2 separate regions of the Homo sapiens genome follow, and region 1 is linked to region 2. The links are chromatin contacts, found by Hi-C in ENCODE. All regions are on one chromosome and are shown on one strand. The core of a region is the stretch at or near the end of the contact, and the rest is flanking DNA. Distances in the headings are between cores, read along the strand shown. Region 1 has its middle 140 kb from the start of SSTR1. Region 2 holds the start of TTC6 (tetratricopeptide repeat domain 6).

What was found. A loop is a pair of places that touch in the nucleus more often than their neighbours do. Pooled maps may share reads with other maps.
Region 1: a loop to region 2 is called in a pooled map, with 20 times the contacts of the local background. The contact joins the enhancer-like site here to the promoter of TTC6 in region 2. A Hi-C loop is called at or near these places in 5 of 50 pooled maps.

The regions. Positions count from the first base shown.
Region 1 is chr14:38,060,260-38,067,700 of GRCh38, forward strand. No RefSeq gene overlaps it. Among named protein-coding and RNA genes, the nearest start is that of SSTR1, 140 kb to the right of the region's middle. Within about 2 kb of position 4,997, at least 5 of the 41 ENCODE cell types and tissues checked have a DNase peak (open chromatin) inside an H3K27ac peak, as active enhancers do.
Region 2 is chr14:37,593,272-37,600,079 of GRCh38, forward strand. It overlaps TTC6 (tetratricopeptide repeat domain 6), which reads left to right and starts at 2,358. Exons shown (of 33, transcript NM_001310135.5): 1 at 2,358-2,737. It overlaps FOXA1 (forkhead box A1), which reads right to left and starts at 1,978. Exons shown (of 2, transcript NM_004496.5): 1 at 1,630-1,978. The coding sequence starts at 1,701. RefSeq lists enhancers at 1,914-2,773, 2,287-3,486, 5,913-6,584, 6,585-6,808.

The DNA of each region.
Region 1 (7,441 bases), core at 3,747-6,246, 470 kb after region 2:
AGGGTCATCCTATAGAAGAGATAGAAGAGGGAAGTTGTGGACTGGGACATTATTCCTGGATGAAGCTGAGAACCATAATTTAATGTGAGGGTCTCCTTAGTTAGCTGCTTGATTCAATTTCTTTTAAAAAACTACCTAGATTTGTAATTTTAAAAATTAATGTATCCCCAAGGTAAGAATATCAAGCCACATAAAAATATACACTAAAATATCTTTGACTTCTGATCTTGGACCCTGTATTAGTCCATTTTCACGCTGCTGATAAAGACATATCAGTGACTGGGCAATTTACAAAAGAAAGAGGTTTAATAAACTTATAGTTCCATGGGGTTGGGGAGACCTCACAATCATGGTGAAGGCAAGGAGGAACAAGTCACATCTTACATAGATGGCAGTAGGCAGAGAGTGAGAGATTGTGCAGGGAAACTCCCATTTTTAAAATCATCAGATCTCTTGAGACTTATTCACTGTCATGAGAACAGCATGGAAAAGACTTGCTCCCATGATTCAATTACCTCCCACCAGGTTCCTCCAATGACACCTGGGAATTGTGGGAGTTACAGTTCAAGATGAGGTTTAGGTGGGGACACAGCCAAACCATATCATTCAACCCCTGGCCCCTCCAAAATCGCATGTCCTCACATTTCAAAACCAGTCATGCCTTCCCAACAGTCCCCCAAAGGCTTAACTCATTTCAGTATTAACTCAAAAGTCCACAGTCCAAAGTCTCATCTGAGACAAGGTAAGTCTTTCTGCTCATGAGCCTGTAAAATCAAAAGAAAGTTAGTTACTTCCTAGATACAATGGGGTTACAGGCACTAGGTAAATACAGCCATTCCAAATGGGAGAAATTGGCAAAAACAAAGGGACTACAGGCCCCATGCAAGTCTGAAATCCAGCAGAGCAGTCAAATTTTAAAGCTCCAAAATGATCACCTTTGACTCTGTGTCTCACATCTGCGTCACACTGATGCAAGAGGTGGGTTTCCATGGTCTTGGGCAGCTCTGGCCCTGTGCCTTTGCAGGGTACAGCCTCCCTTCTGGCTGCTTTCTTGGGCTGGCATTGAGTGTCTGCAGCTTTTCCAGGAGCATGGTGCAAGCTGTTGGTGAGTTCTACCATTCTGGGATCTGGAGGATGGTGGCCCTTTTCTCACAGCTCCACTAGGTTATGCCCCAGTAGAGACTCTGTGTGGTGGCTCCAACCCCACATTTCCCTTTTGCACTATCTTAGCAGAGGTTATTCACGAGGGCCCTGCCCCTGCACCAAACTTCTGCCTGGGCATCCAGGCATTTCCATACATCCTCTGAAATCTAGGTGGAGGTTCCCAAACCTCAATTCTTGACTTCCACACACCCACAGACTCAAAACCATGTGGAAGCTGCCTCTGGTGCAAGCCCCCTCTGAAGCAGTTGCCAGCCCAAGTTGTACCTGGCCCCTTTTAGCCATGGCTGGAGTAGCTGGGATGCAGGGCACCAAGTCCCTGGGCTGCACACAGCAAGGGGGCACAGTGCCTGGCCCATGAAACCATTTTTTCCTTTTAGGTCTCTGGGGCTGTGATGGGAAGGGCTGCTGTGAAGACCTCCAACGTGCCCTGGAGACATTTTTCCCATTGTCTTGGGAATTAACATTCAGCTTCTCATTACGCAAATTTCTGCAGCAGGCTTGAATTTCTCGTCAGAAAATGGGTTTTTCTTTTCTATCATATTGTCAGGATGCAAATTTTCTGAACTTTTATGCTCTGTTTCCCTTTTAAAACTGAATGCCTTTAACAGCACTCAAGTCACTTCTTGAATGCTTTGCTGCTTAGAAATTTCTTCCACCAGATACACTAAATCATCACTCTCAAGTTCAAAGTTCCACAAATCCTGAGGGCAGGGGCAAAATGCTGCCAGTCTCTCTGCTAAAGCATAATAAGATTCACCTTTGCTGCAGTTCCCAACAAGTCTCTCATCTCCATCTGAGACCACCTCAGCCTGGATTTCATTGTCTTTATCATTATCGGCATTTTGGTTAAAGGTATTCAAAAAATCTCTAGAAAGTTCCAGACTTTCTCACATTATCTTTTTTTTTTCCTGAGCCCTCCAAACTGTTCCAACCTCTGCTTGTTACCCAGTTCCAAAGTCGCTTCCACATTTTAGGGTATCTTTTCAGTAGCACCCCACTCCTGGTACCAATTTATTGTATTAATCCATTTTCACACTGCTGATAAAGACATACCTGAGACTGGGCAATTTACAAAAGAAGAGGTTTAATGAACTTACAGCTCCATGTGGCTGGGGAGGCCTCACAATCATGGCACAAGGCAAGGAGAAACAAGTCACATCTCACATGGATGGCAGCAGGCAGAGAGAGAGAGAGAGATTGTGCAGGGAAACTCCCATATTTAAAACTATCAGATCTCAAGAGACTTATTCACTATGATGAGAACAGCATGGGAAAGATTCCTTCCCATGATTCAATTACCTCCCACCGGGTTCCTCCCATAACATATGGGAATGGTGGGCCTTATAATTCAAGATGAGATTTGGGTGGGAACACAGTCAAATCATATCAGACCCTTTCTACATGGGCAACAACTGTCAAGCAGTTTCATATGTATCTTGTAGGAAAGGTGTATTACCTTTAGTTGCCCATGGATCATTTTGGAGCTTTATGTGAATACATATCTTTTTGAACATACATGAGAGCACAACCCACTCTGTTATTTGGCTTATTGTTTGAATGTAACAATATATCTCAGAGATACTTCCATATTAAGAATGAATTTTTACTGTTTTAACATAATTTTTTAATATTACACTAGTGTAGATACTTTTACATATGTATACATATATACATGTGTATATGTATGTAATTTATATACACATATACACATATAAATGAGACACATATTGTGTCATAAGCACTTTATATGTGTTAAATAAAAATTACAGGAGGTCCTTATTTTGGACTGAGCTCCTGCACTAGACCCCAAGAGATCAGACTAAAAACCAGAATGGAGTCCGTCATGCTGAGGTTCTACTCACCACATGGAAACTGAGTTGTTATGTGTCCTTTCCAGAAATCAGGAGAGAGAGATAACCAAATTTCCCAAATAGGTTAGTTTTAATCTGCATGGCAATGAAATTCCCTCTGCCTTTAATCCTTACAACAAAAAGTAACCTGGGATTACCTGAAGTTAACTAATGGGTCATTTTTCTATTGTTTTATTTCCCTGTTTGCACCTTACAAGGAAAGTAACTTTGAAATAACATGTCTGCTTTTTGTTCTTTGTTTCTGCTTTCTTCAGCTCTCTGTCTATAAAGCCAACTTATTCTACTCAGCTCATTGGAACACATATTATACTTTATAGAATGAATTGTTGCTGGATTCTGGACTTGCAAATAAAGCCAAGTTAAGATCTTTAAGCTAAAGTGTATTTTTTGCCTTTTGACTTATGTGTTCACTCATTTACTCTTAACTATCCAATGAAACATGTACAGTATTTCTTTTGGCACAGCTTTACAGATGAGGAACCTGGGGCAAGAGTGCTGAGGAAGCTTGTTCAGGGTTTCAAAACTAGTAAGTGGTGAAACCACCCAGAAAATAGAGTCTCATGCACTTAACAGTCTAATTATGATTATACTTAGGTTGCTCCCAATGTTTGTTTATGTATATAACTATGCTTTAAAACATTTTTGTACATTGCAGTTGCACTCATGTGAGTATCGATGGGATACATTCCTCAAAATCAAATTTCTGTGTTGGAGGATATCCACATTTTTAGTTTTTATGGTTACTGTCAAATTCCCTTCCAAAGAAGTTGTGATAATGTGTACATTCACTGTCTGTGTGTGATAATTCCTGTTTCCTCACGAACTTGCCAAGGCTGTATACTATCAAACTATTGCCAATTTGGCAGCTAAAAAATACTATCTTTATTTTGCCTTAATTTGCATTTATTTATGAGAAGAATTGGGCATCCTTCCATCTGCTTATAAGCCATATGTGTTTATTTTTCTGTGAAATGCCTATTATATTTCTAAAAGATTTGGGGTATTTTTCTTATTGATTTCTAGAAGTTTTATATATGTGCATATATATAAAACGTATACACATATATAATTTCTACATAAAGCTTTGTGTCATTTTTGTTTTTTGTAGAGATGGGGGTCTCACTTTGTTGTTAGGGCTGATCGTGAACTCCTGGCTTCAAGTGATCCTCCAACCTCAGCCTTCTGAAGTGTTGGGATTATAGGCATGAGCCACTTCTCCTAGCCTGAGAGTTTTATATTTTAAGGAAAATAGTATTTTATCTTTCAATATATTGCAAATATTCTCTCCCCCACTTTTTAAAAAACTTTTGTCCTTGTTTATACTATTTGGTTCTAACAACAGAAAAGTTTTAAATCTTCATAGGAACTAATTTATCGACATATATTTATGGGTTGTGGATTTTATAGTTTTGATTTTAAAAAAGTTCTTTAACTTCAGAATTTTGAAAAATTGGGATATATTCTTTATTACAGTTATGGCTTCATTTTTTTCTTTCAAAATTAATCAGCTGGAATTTATTTTGGTATAAAGAGTGAGGGAATAATTCAGCTATACTTTTAGTTTAAATTGCTAACTGGTTGTCTCATCAAAATGTATTGAAATATCTTTCCTTTCTCCATCATTTGCTTATATGGCCATACTCCCTTATCTGTAGTTTCGCTTTCTGCATTTTCAGTTACCCAAGGTCAATCATGGTTTGATAATATTAAATAGAAATTTCTGGAAATAATGTTTTAGTTGCATGCTGTTCTGAATAGTGTGATAAAATCTCACACTGCCTTGCATTGTCCACACTGGACAAGAATCCTCCCTTTGTCCAGCGTATCCAGGCTGTCTACCTGCCCTTTAGTCACTCAGTGGCCCTCTTGGTTATCAGATTGACTGCAGCAGTATTCAGGTAGGAGATGAACGGGACTTATTTTCCCAGCACCAATCACGAGCCTGATGATCAAAACAGGATGCAGTGAAGAAACCGGTGGAAACCACCACATGGTGACAAAAGTGATCTCTAGTTGCTCTCACTGCTCATTAGCATAAAGACACTCCCACCAGCACCATGACAGTTTACAAATGCCATGACAACAACCCAGCAGTTATTTTATATGGTTTTGGAACTCCCTCACCCATTTTCTAGAAAATTCTGAATAATTCACTCCTTAATTAGTATACAGCTAAGAGTGGGTATAAACATAGCTAGCTACCAATCTACAGGAACTGCTACTCTGCACTGCTACTGTTGCTGTACGCTGATGCTGCTCCTCCTTCTCCTCCTCCTCCTTTTTGGGACTGCTGCTACTGCTCTGGCCTGCTCTGCCTATAGAGCAGCCACTTTGCTGTACACTGCTACTCTGGGCAATTCTGCCTATGGGAGAGCCCCGCTCTGTCTATGGACAGCCATTTTGCTGTACACTGTTGTTGTAATCTTTAATAAACTTGCTTTCTTTCACTGCTGTCTCTTGAATTATTTCCTGAATGAAGCCAAGAACCCTCTGGATTGAGCACCAATTTGGGGGTTTGTCTGCATCAGTGTTGTCATGGGTGATCAGCAACTATTTGAGGCCAGTGGTGTGGCGGTAAGAATAATTTACAAGACAGCTGTAGGTAAAGAAAGGCAGATTTAATAGAGAAAGTATGGAAATATGTTGCAAGAGTGGTTACAGACAGGTTAGCAAGAGAGGAGCTAACTGCAAAGAGACAAAGGCTTCCTGGGAATTTTATAGGATGGTGCTTATGCTGTGTGCTGAGGAGGGCTTTGTGCAGTTCTAATAATGCCAAAATTGCAGTATCCTAACTAACTTTTTTTAAATTTTAGTCAGCTGAGGATCTGGTGATAGCTGGGTACAGGAAGATTGTGTTATTTGCACAGGAGGGCTACATATCCTGGACCAAGAAGAAAGGCAGACTTAGAGCTTATCTGCTTTCTCTTTTTGCTTTCCCTCAGTTCCACCAACTTGACTCCCTCTCCTCAATTAAGACTCCACAAGTATCACGGTGTTTCTATTCAAGTAACCCTTACGTTTCTTCGTAATGGCCCCAAAGTGCAAGAGTAGTGATGCTGGTATATTGTATAATTGTTCTTTATTATTATTGTTGTTGTTGTTAATCTCTTACTTGCCTAATTCAAAAATTAAACTTTATCATAGATATGTGCGAAAAAACATAGTACTGTATTTATAAGGTTTAGTGCTATCCAAGGTTTCAGGCATCTACTGAGGTCTTGGAACGTATCCCCCTTAGATAAGGGAGGACTACTGTACTAATTCTCATATCTGCTTATATGTATTTTTGAACTCTTTGTAACCATTCCACAGTCTGGACACCTTGGCTTCTCTACACTCTCCTACCTGCCTCTATACACATTTCTATTCATTTTCAGAATGTTCTGGGTATTATCATCACATATTTACTTTTTTTTCAGTTAAACTGTAAAAATAGTTGGTCTCTTTACAAAAAGTTGTTATTCTAAATGATATTTCACTAAATATTTAGATTAATTTATGGGAAATGGAAATATTTACTATTGAGTATTCTTAACAAATAATAAGGTGTATATATATATATGTATATATATATATCCATTTATTTATATTTTTCACGTCCCTAAGAAAATTGTGATGTTGTTTTCCCCACCACTTCTTGTTTGTTACTTGGTTGTATGTATGTATTTGTGTGCACGTGAGTGTTGGTATTGGTATATAGGATCTTTCCTTATACTATTTTTGAATTGGTTATAGTTTTTATATAGGAAAGCTACTGGAGTTTTAGTATACAAATTTTGTAGCAGTTAGATGAGTGAATTATTTTGTGGTTTCTTTTTTTTTTCTGATTCCCTAGGATTTTAAAGATTCACAAGCATACAATTGTATCATCTGTAGATAATTTTGCTAACTCTTTTCCTCTAAAACCTTTATTTTTTTCTCTTAGATAATTGGATTGATCGGCACTTCCTGAATAGTGTAGATTAAAGCTTTAAAAAAATCTTGTTCTTGACTTTAATAAATAAGTTGTTGATGTTTAACCATCAACAACTTTTAGTAAATTACCTTTATTAAATGTATACCAATAGAGGGTATTTTCCAGATTTAGTCAGGATTTTTAAAATTTTGCTACCTAAATGATACTTTTTAATCTACAGAAATGAAAACTTTCTGCCTTTACTTATTGTTATAGTGAATTATATTAATGATATTCTATTATTGATTTCCATAGATCATGCTTCTATTTCTGAACAAACCCTACTTATTTGTTTATGATGTATTGATCTTTAAATGTGCTACTGAAATGGGTTAGCTACATTTTATTTAGAATGTTTTCATTGTTATTCATTATAAATGAGATGGGTCTGTATTCTTTCTTGTGGGCTATGTTTGTCAAGTTTGGGTGTCAATATTATACTGCTTTAAAA
Region 2 (6,808 bases), core at 1,108-3,607:
AGAGTTAAATAAGTTTTGGAAAAATAAAACTAAAAGTAGATCCATAACAGAAAGGGCTGGGAGGGGGTGCTATAATAATCTCAAAGTGCTATATGCATTTTATTTTAACATGACTTTACATGTACACCTTTGCAAGCTATTTAGAAACTCGCATTAATTTTGTCACCACTTTACAGTCCCCTGTTTGAAAAATTTGGTGACACAGTTTGTCAAAATAAATCTTTTTTTTTTTTCACATGCTGATGTTGCTGCCGATGATTTCAACGCCTGGCTTTGAGATTCCGTGAGTAGTCTTGAATAATTTAAAATTCGAAAATCAAATTCTACTTATTTTCTCTTAATGCTATTGTATTTCCTAATTCTCAGCTTTAACATGTAAGAAAGTACTTTCGCTAGGGGTCTTAATTGAATGGTGGGGTCGAGATGACTGCGTCAGAATTAAATCTCTGGAAGACCTCTGAGCTCCTTTTAAAATCATCAACAAGCGAAAATCCTTATCAATAGCGATGTGGGAATGCATTAGGTACAGTATTTTAAACATACAAAACCTAGGCATATTAAAAAGCACTCCTCTGGTAATTTAATAAGGAATAATGATGTCCTTAAGTTTATTTTAATCAGCAAGTATGACTCAATTTGAAAATATGAGAACAAATAGATTTAAATAGGAACACCCAGTAAACTATGGTATGCAAATAAACTCAGAGGTAAACTTGTGAATACATAAATCTAAATAAGTCAGTTACCATCAAAATATTACGTGATCCTATATTTTTCTGTCCACGTCTTAAAAGTATTTTTTACCTTGGGGCTTTATTTTCTTTCCCTCTTCCCAAGATTATCCAAGGCAGTTCCAATACGCGTTTTCAATAATGGTAATTAAACTTTTGGAGGGTAATCGCCAGCTGTTTCCAGAAAAATACTTTTAATAGGTGGTAGTCCTCCCTGTAACTGGTTTTCCCTGTAATCCTTTTGTGCACATTGTAAAAATAACCCCCATGAACGTGCCACCAAGGGGACAATGAAGAGAAACAGGTTCTCGGCCCAGAGTTGTGAAGAAGATTTTGGTCGCACTAGCGCCACCCAGCGGTTTTAGAGAAGGAGCACACTTCTCCCCAAATAGGGCTTTTGAAGAACAAGTTTTACAAAATTTAGAAATCGTTTCATTATTGAGACACCCAACTTGGCGGCAGAGCGCTTTAATCAGAAGACGTCTGCGAATTAAACGGTGGGACGAAGAGGTCGCCTTGTGGGTATGCTCCGGCTTTCTCAGAGTTGCTTCCAACTCGCACCGGCGCTCGCCCGCCCGCTGCACCCCGGGCCCGGCTCCTGCTCCCGCTCGCTGCTGGGAAGAGGCAAGCGCTTCCTAGAGCCGCTGTTTTCAAAGCCCGGAGTTTCCTAAAACTCCCTCTCCGGCTGCGAGAGTCGGGACAGAGCAGGGCAGCAGGTCCCGCTTCCAGGCCCGGCCAAGGCCCGGCCGGGGCCACACCGGCGGGCGGGCAGCGGTGGCACCGAGAAGGCGCCCCCGGCCCGCCTGCCTGCCTTGCCTGGCGCCCACCGCTCCCCGGCCTCCCCCGGCACGGGCTCCAGCGGCGCCCCACCGGCCGCCCGCCTCGCCTTGCCTCTCACCTCCTGCGTGTCTGCGTAGTAGCTGTTCCAGTCGCTGGTTTCATGCCCTTCCATCTTCACAGTTCCTAACATCCTGGAGCCACCCTGCCCAATACAACCATCCAGCCCTGTGCGAAGCGACGGGCGGCCGCGCGGCGCGGGGCGGGGGAGGGGAGCTGAGCAGCTGCAGTCACCCGAGCGCCCGCGCGGGCCCAACGCCACCCGGGCGAAGAGGAAGCCCAGAGCTGCGGGGCGCGGCGTGCGCGGCGGCGGCGGCGGCGCGGCGGGCGGGGGCAGCGCCGGGGGCAGGCGGCTGCCGCGGAGCGCGGCGCCGGGGAGCGCCTCCGCGGGAAGTGAGCGGGCTGCCTCTGCGAGGCAAGTGCAGTTGAGCTGATGTGGATCTTACGTCGCTTGAGTGCCCACCTCCTCGTCCTCTCCCCATTTGTCCGCCGCACAAAGACGCTCGCACCTACAAAGCCCGAGGTGCACCTGCAAGGCGGCCGCCCGCCAGTCCGGCCGCCGCGCCTCCCGCCCCGCCGCTTCACCGCTGCGCGCGACCCCTCCCCCGCGACCCCTCCCCCAAGCGGGGCCCTCACTTTGTTTGCAAAGCAGTGTAATTGGTTTAGGCCCGGAGGCTAGGGAAAGAGGGAAATGGGGAGGGAGGGGGTGTAACCCCCTTTGGAAAAAGAAAAAATAGGCGGGGCCAGGCGGGCGGGCGGGCTAGGGCTCTGGATCGGAACCTCGCAGCCGGAGAAGGCCGGGGGCGGTGGCGTCGGAGACTGGGCTTAGAGACCTTGTGGGATAACTGACCCCGGGGTCCCTCCCCAGAGGTACACGCCACCTTCCGAGCGCGGGCTGCGGCCCAGTCTCGCGCCCCTCCTGCTCTTTGCTTCCTCCCTCCTGATTCCTGACCCAAAGTTCAACCCCGGGAGACTGGAGAATACAGACTTTTTTTTTTCTTTCCTCCTGAGAGCTTCAGACTAGAAAAGGGAAAAAGCCCCACTTTTGCTTCGTCACTAGAAACCGGGTCATCTGAGTCAGCCGAGCCAAGTGACGTTAGGCCGACCCGGGCCCCGGGCTAGCAGAGCGGAGGCGCTGCCACGAAACTCGTACCTGCGGCTAAGAGCAGGTGAGTCACAGCACCGGTTTATATCTTTATGACATAACTTTTTTTTTTTGTTCCGCCTCGGTCCGCTCCTCTCCCCTTGTCATCTGTAGCGACCACAAAGAGGAAGAAACTGAGAGCAGATGTCTGTGTGATAGGGCAGGCGGACCCAAGTCGGGCCGTCCTCCCCCTGCCGGGCTCCTCCTCCCGCCCCCCTTCAGCCGCTTCAGGGAGTGAGCTGGAGACGACCGTCTGGTTTCTGATAGGAAAAGGTCAGGGGGAGGGGACATCTCCCATAACACGCGCGTTAGCTGGGAGAGCAAGGGCCTGGGCGCGGGAACGCATCTGCACTGCGAAAGAGATGCCAGGCAGAAGCCCGAGACTGCCCGCAGCGGCGCTTGGTCCTGTCTGTGACCCGGAGGGTCCGGGCTGAGATCTCAGGGGCTCGCTTGGTTCCTAATCGGTCCTGGACGTCGGTGGGAGAGTCTTCCCAACGCAAAGTCTCTTTACTCTCATGAGGCCCTGGGTGGTGGTTGCCCACTTGTCCTGGGAGAGAGAACAACTGAAGTGACCGGGTGATAGGCAATTAGTTGGTGATAGATTGGGAGATGGTGCGTGTGTTTTGAGTGTGTGACCGTTTGTATATTTCTGAGCATGTGTGACTGTGTGTGTTTCTGAGTGTCTGTGACCATGTGTTTGTTGTACTGCCTGTAGAACCACTAGGTTTCCTTAAGTAACAATAAAATAAAATCTAAAGTAATTAAGAATCCGCAAAATCTTCTTGTTTTGCAAAGTTTTTAAAATGTTATTAATCTCATTTTAAGAAATGTGTTTTAACTTGTCTTCCAAACAGATACCTTTTTCCCTGTGCTTTGTTCTTTTAAATCTCTTTTACTTGAAATCTGGCAAGAGAATCACTTTAAATCCCTGAACCAAACAAATCTCTTAAGTCAGCAGGGGAGCAGAGAGGGTGAAGATGTGCAGTTAAGGAAATAAAAAAAGATAAAAGCATTGGATTACATTTTTTTTTTTTTTTTTTACAAAAAGGGTGGGGGGGTAGAAACGTCACATCATAAGGAAAGGAATGAGTGAAATTAAATCCACCTGGAACTCAGTAGGGCAGGAACCCTCCCTAATGCAGCCTGCTCCTGTGACTGCAAGTTGTCCCATCAGTTTGTGTAAATGTATCTGCGAATTGTGTGTCAGAAACTAATTCTTTTGTGCAAAGTTCCCATTAGTAGCTGACTTTAGTTCCATTTGTAAAGTATACGGATGCTTAGCTTCCTGGGCCTGATCCGGGGGACTTTCAGTGCTAATGAGCTTCCTTGTTCCTTCTGGAGGTGATTCTCCAATACCCTCTTGGCTCTTCAATAACACCGAGCAAGACTAGGTTATTTTCTACCGAGAGTAACAATTTATGGATAGTAATAGCTTTTATAGTGCACAAAAAAGTTGGCGCTTTAAGTAGGGGAAAAACACTGTCACCTTAAAGGGGGGGTCAATTACAATATCAAATGTTCTTTTAGCCCACTTCCCAAACCTACTAAGTCTCATATTTTCAAAAAAAAAAAATTGACTTAAGAAAAAAAAATCCACTTTTCATAGCGTGATGGCCGAAGCGGAATTTCTCCTAGGCTTCTTCAAAGCCCAAGACCGGTGATGCAGAATGGACTCTGCCAGCTTCGGAGACTTGATCCAGGTCAGGGATCCCAGGTTCGCAGCCGGGGGATTTCCACGAAAACAGCGCCTCCTGTCGTGGAGAGGGAAAGCTGAATTTTCCCGCAGGCGCCTCCGGGGAGCACCGCCAGGCGATACTGGATTGAACTCCGCACGCATCCCAGTCAGGGATTTAGGTTCTTAGAGCCGAGGCCAAGATGGAAGGAGAGATGGCCGTTCGTCCAGCTCCCAGCCTCTCTCCATCTCAGTGGCCGCATTGCAAGATACCTAACAAATTTAGGAGGTGAGGTTCTAGTGTACCCAGATGCCAGCCAGTCACTTTCCCTGAGGTTTAAAAGCGAATCAGCAGGGTCGTGTTGGGTCTTTGACTTGGAAATGCATACATACATACATAAAGTAATGCTGCTGTCTGGGAGTTGCTGGCCAGTCGGTAGCCAGGTCCAGCGGCTGCAGCCTGCTCTTTTCCAACCTCTTTTCCCAAATAGGCACCTACACCATTGGAAACTGTGCTTTGCAAGGATTGTGCTGCTCGTTGGAGGAAACCAGGCCTGTCTTCAGCTGTGGGGAGGATGGGTGGACTCGGGGCAGGGTACCCGCGAGGGCAGGCACGTGGCGGCTCCTGCGGTGTCCCGGGTTAAACTTGCCTGTGTTTAAGACGGGTCTGCGACAGCTTGGGGCGGTCCAGGTCGCGGGGAGGGCGGGCTCCTCAAGTGGGGGATCCGCGGCAGTGAGGACTGTAGGGTGCGCGGGTACTCCGGGTAGCCGCCAGCGGAGGAAGCGGCTCCGCCCTTCCCGGAAGCTGCCCTTGCTACACCCGTGGGGCCTGCTCCCGGCGCAGTCCCGCAGTACCTGAGCGGCACTCGGTCCTTTGACCACGCTTGGCTGCCTCAGCTTACACTTCCCAGCAGGATCTGGCTGGGAGCCCCTTCCTCAGATATTCACCAGGCAGGTAGAAGCAGAGGGAGACGACGGCGAAAGGTGGAAGGAGAGGCCGCGGCCTCGGGCCTCGGGCCCCGGGCCCAGACGGCGGCCTCTCGCGGCGACAGGGTCCTTCCTATTTAGCAGGACCGCAGGGTTGGCAGACAGCAGGGCCTGGGCCGGCGGGGCTCTGCGGTGCCCATTCGAGTCTCTCCAGGGCTTCCCTCTGTGGCTGTCCCTCGCCTGCCCCCTTTCCTTGCCTACCCTTCCCTGGACGGGGTTGTTGTCAGGTGACGGCTTCAGCAACCCAGCCATGCTTGGTGTGGAGTGGTTCGAGTTCCTCCGCGGGCCCCCACCCCCCACCCAGATAAGAAGCTTAAGTCCTCCTTCTGCAGGGGAGAATCGGATGCAATGAAACTAAGACCTGTGGTCGTTAACGCGGTTCAAAGCCGACCCCAACTGGGACACGGCTCAGCTTAGAAGTGAGGAAGGCCTGGGACGCTGGAAACAAGGGGTCACACGTGCGTGTGCCTGGCCTTCGCAGGTGGATGTGTGCGCCGAGCTGGGGAAGGGGCCAGGGAGCCGCGAGACTGCGGTCCCCCGCGAGAGAGAAGTATGGGCCTGGCCAGGGTTCGAACTCCGTTCCTTCGCTGCCTTCCTTTTATTTTTCTTCCTCATCTTCCTTCCTCTCTCCCTTGGTTCCATCATTAAATCTTTAAGGGATTAATTCACAACTCTGTAGTAGGTAGGGGCCCTGGGACCACTTGACGGGCCTTTGCAGGCAGTTCTGTACAGAGTCCTAACCCGTAACGGGCCTCAACCCCGGCTGTGTGTGCGTGTGCTTGTGTCTGTGTGTCTTTGTGTGTAAAAGCAACGCATAAACATACCCAGGGCTTTCACTTATTTTATTGAAGCAAACAAACAAAAACAGCCACTGGGTTTGTCTTTTCCCCTACTCCTGCCTGAGCGCCGCCGGGTTTCTGAGCTGCTCCGGGCGCGGACCTAGCTCACCCGCAGCCGGATGTCGGAGCCGGAGCTGCTCCCCACCCGGCCTCGCCCGCGGGCGACAAAACCGTCCCTCTGGCCACGGGAGAGCATCGCCTTGCCAAAATCAACTCGCATTTTCATGTATTCAAATGAGAAAGACTGAGAAGGGCGATTTCCCCTGCTGGGCAGTCGACAGCGTTGGAAGGAAGAAGTGCCCCCTAGGGCCTCGCGGAAACGGGAACAAACCTCCCTCGAGGCCCCCGGAACCGATATGGCGACCCCGCCCAGACCTGGGTCCCCGCGGCCGCGCGCGTCTCCCGCCGTTGTGGCCCCCGAGTTACTGACTTTTGTTCACACCGGTCAGCGCCTGTTGGAGGACGTGCTCAGCCCCAGCCGGTCCCTCCTCATCCAGCCGATCCCCCTCCTGGGGAGCGCGGTCTCTGCTCTGTGCTGCTGAAAGGATCCTCGGGCTTTCCCGCTCTACTTTAAAACCCCTAGGGCTAGGGGCCTAGG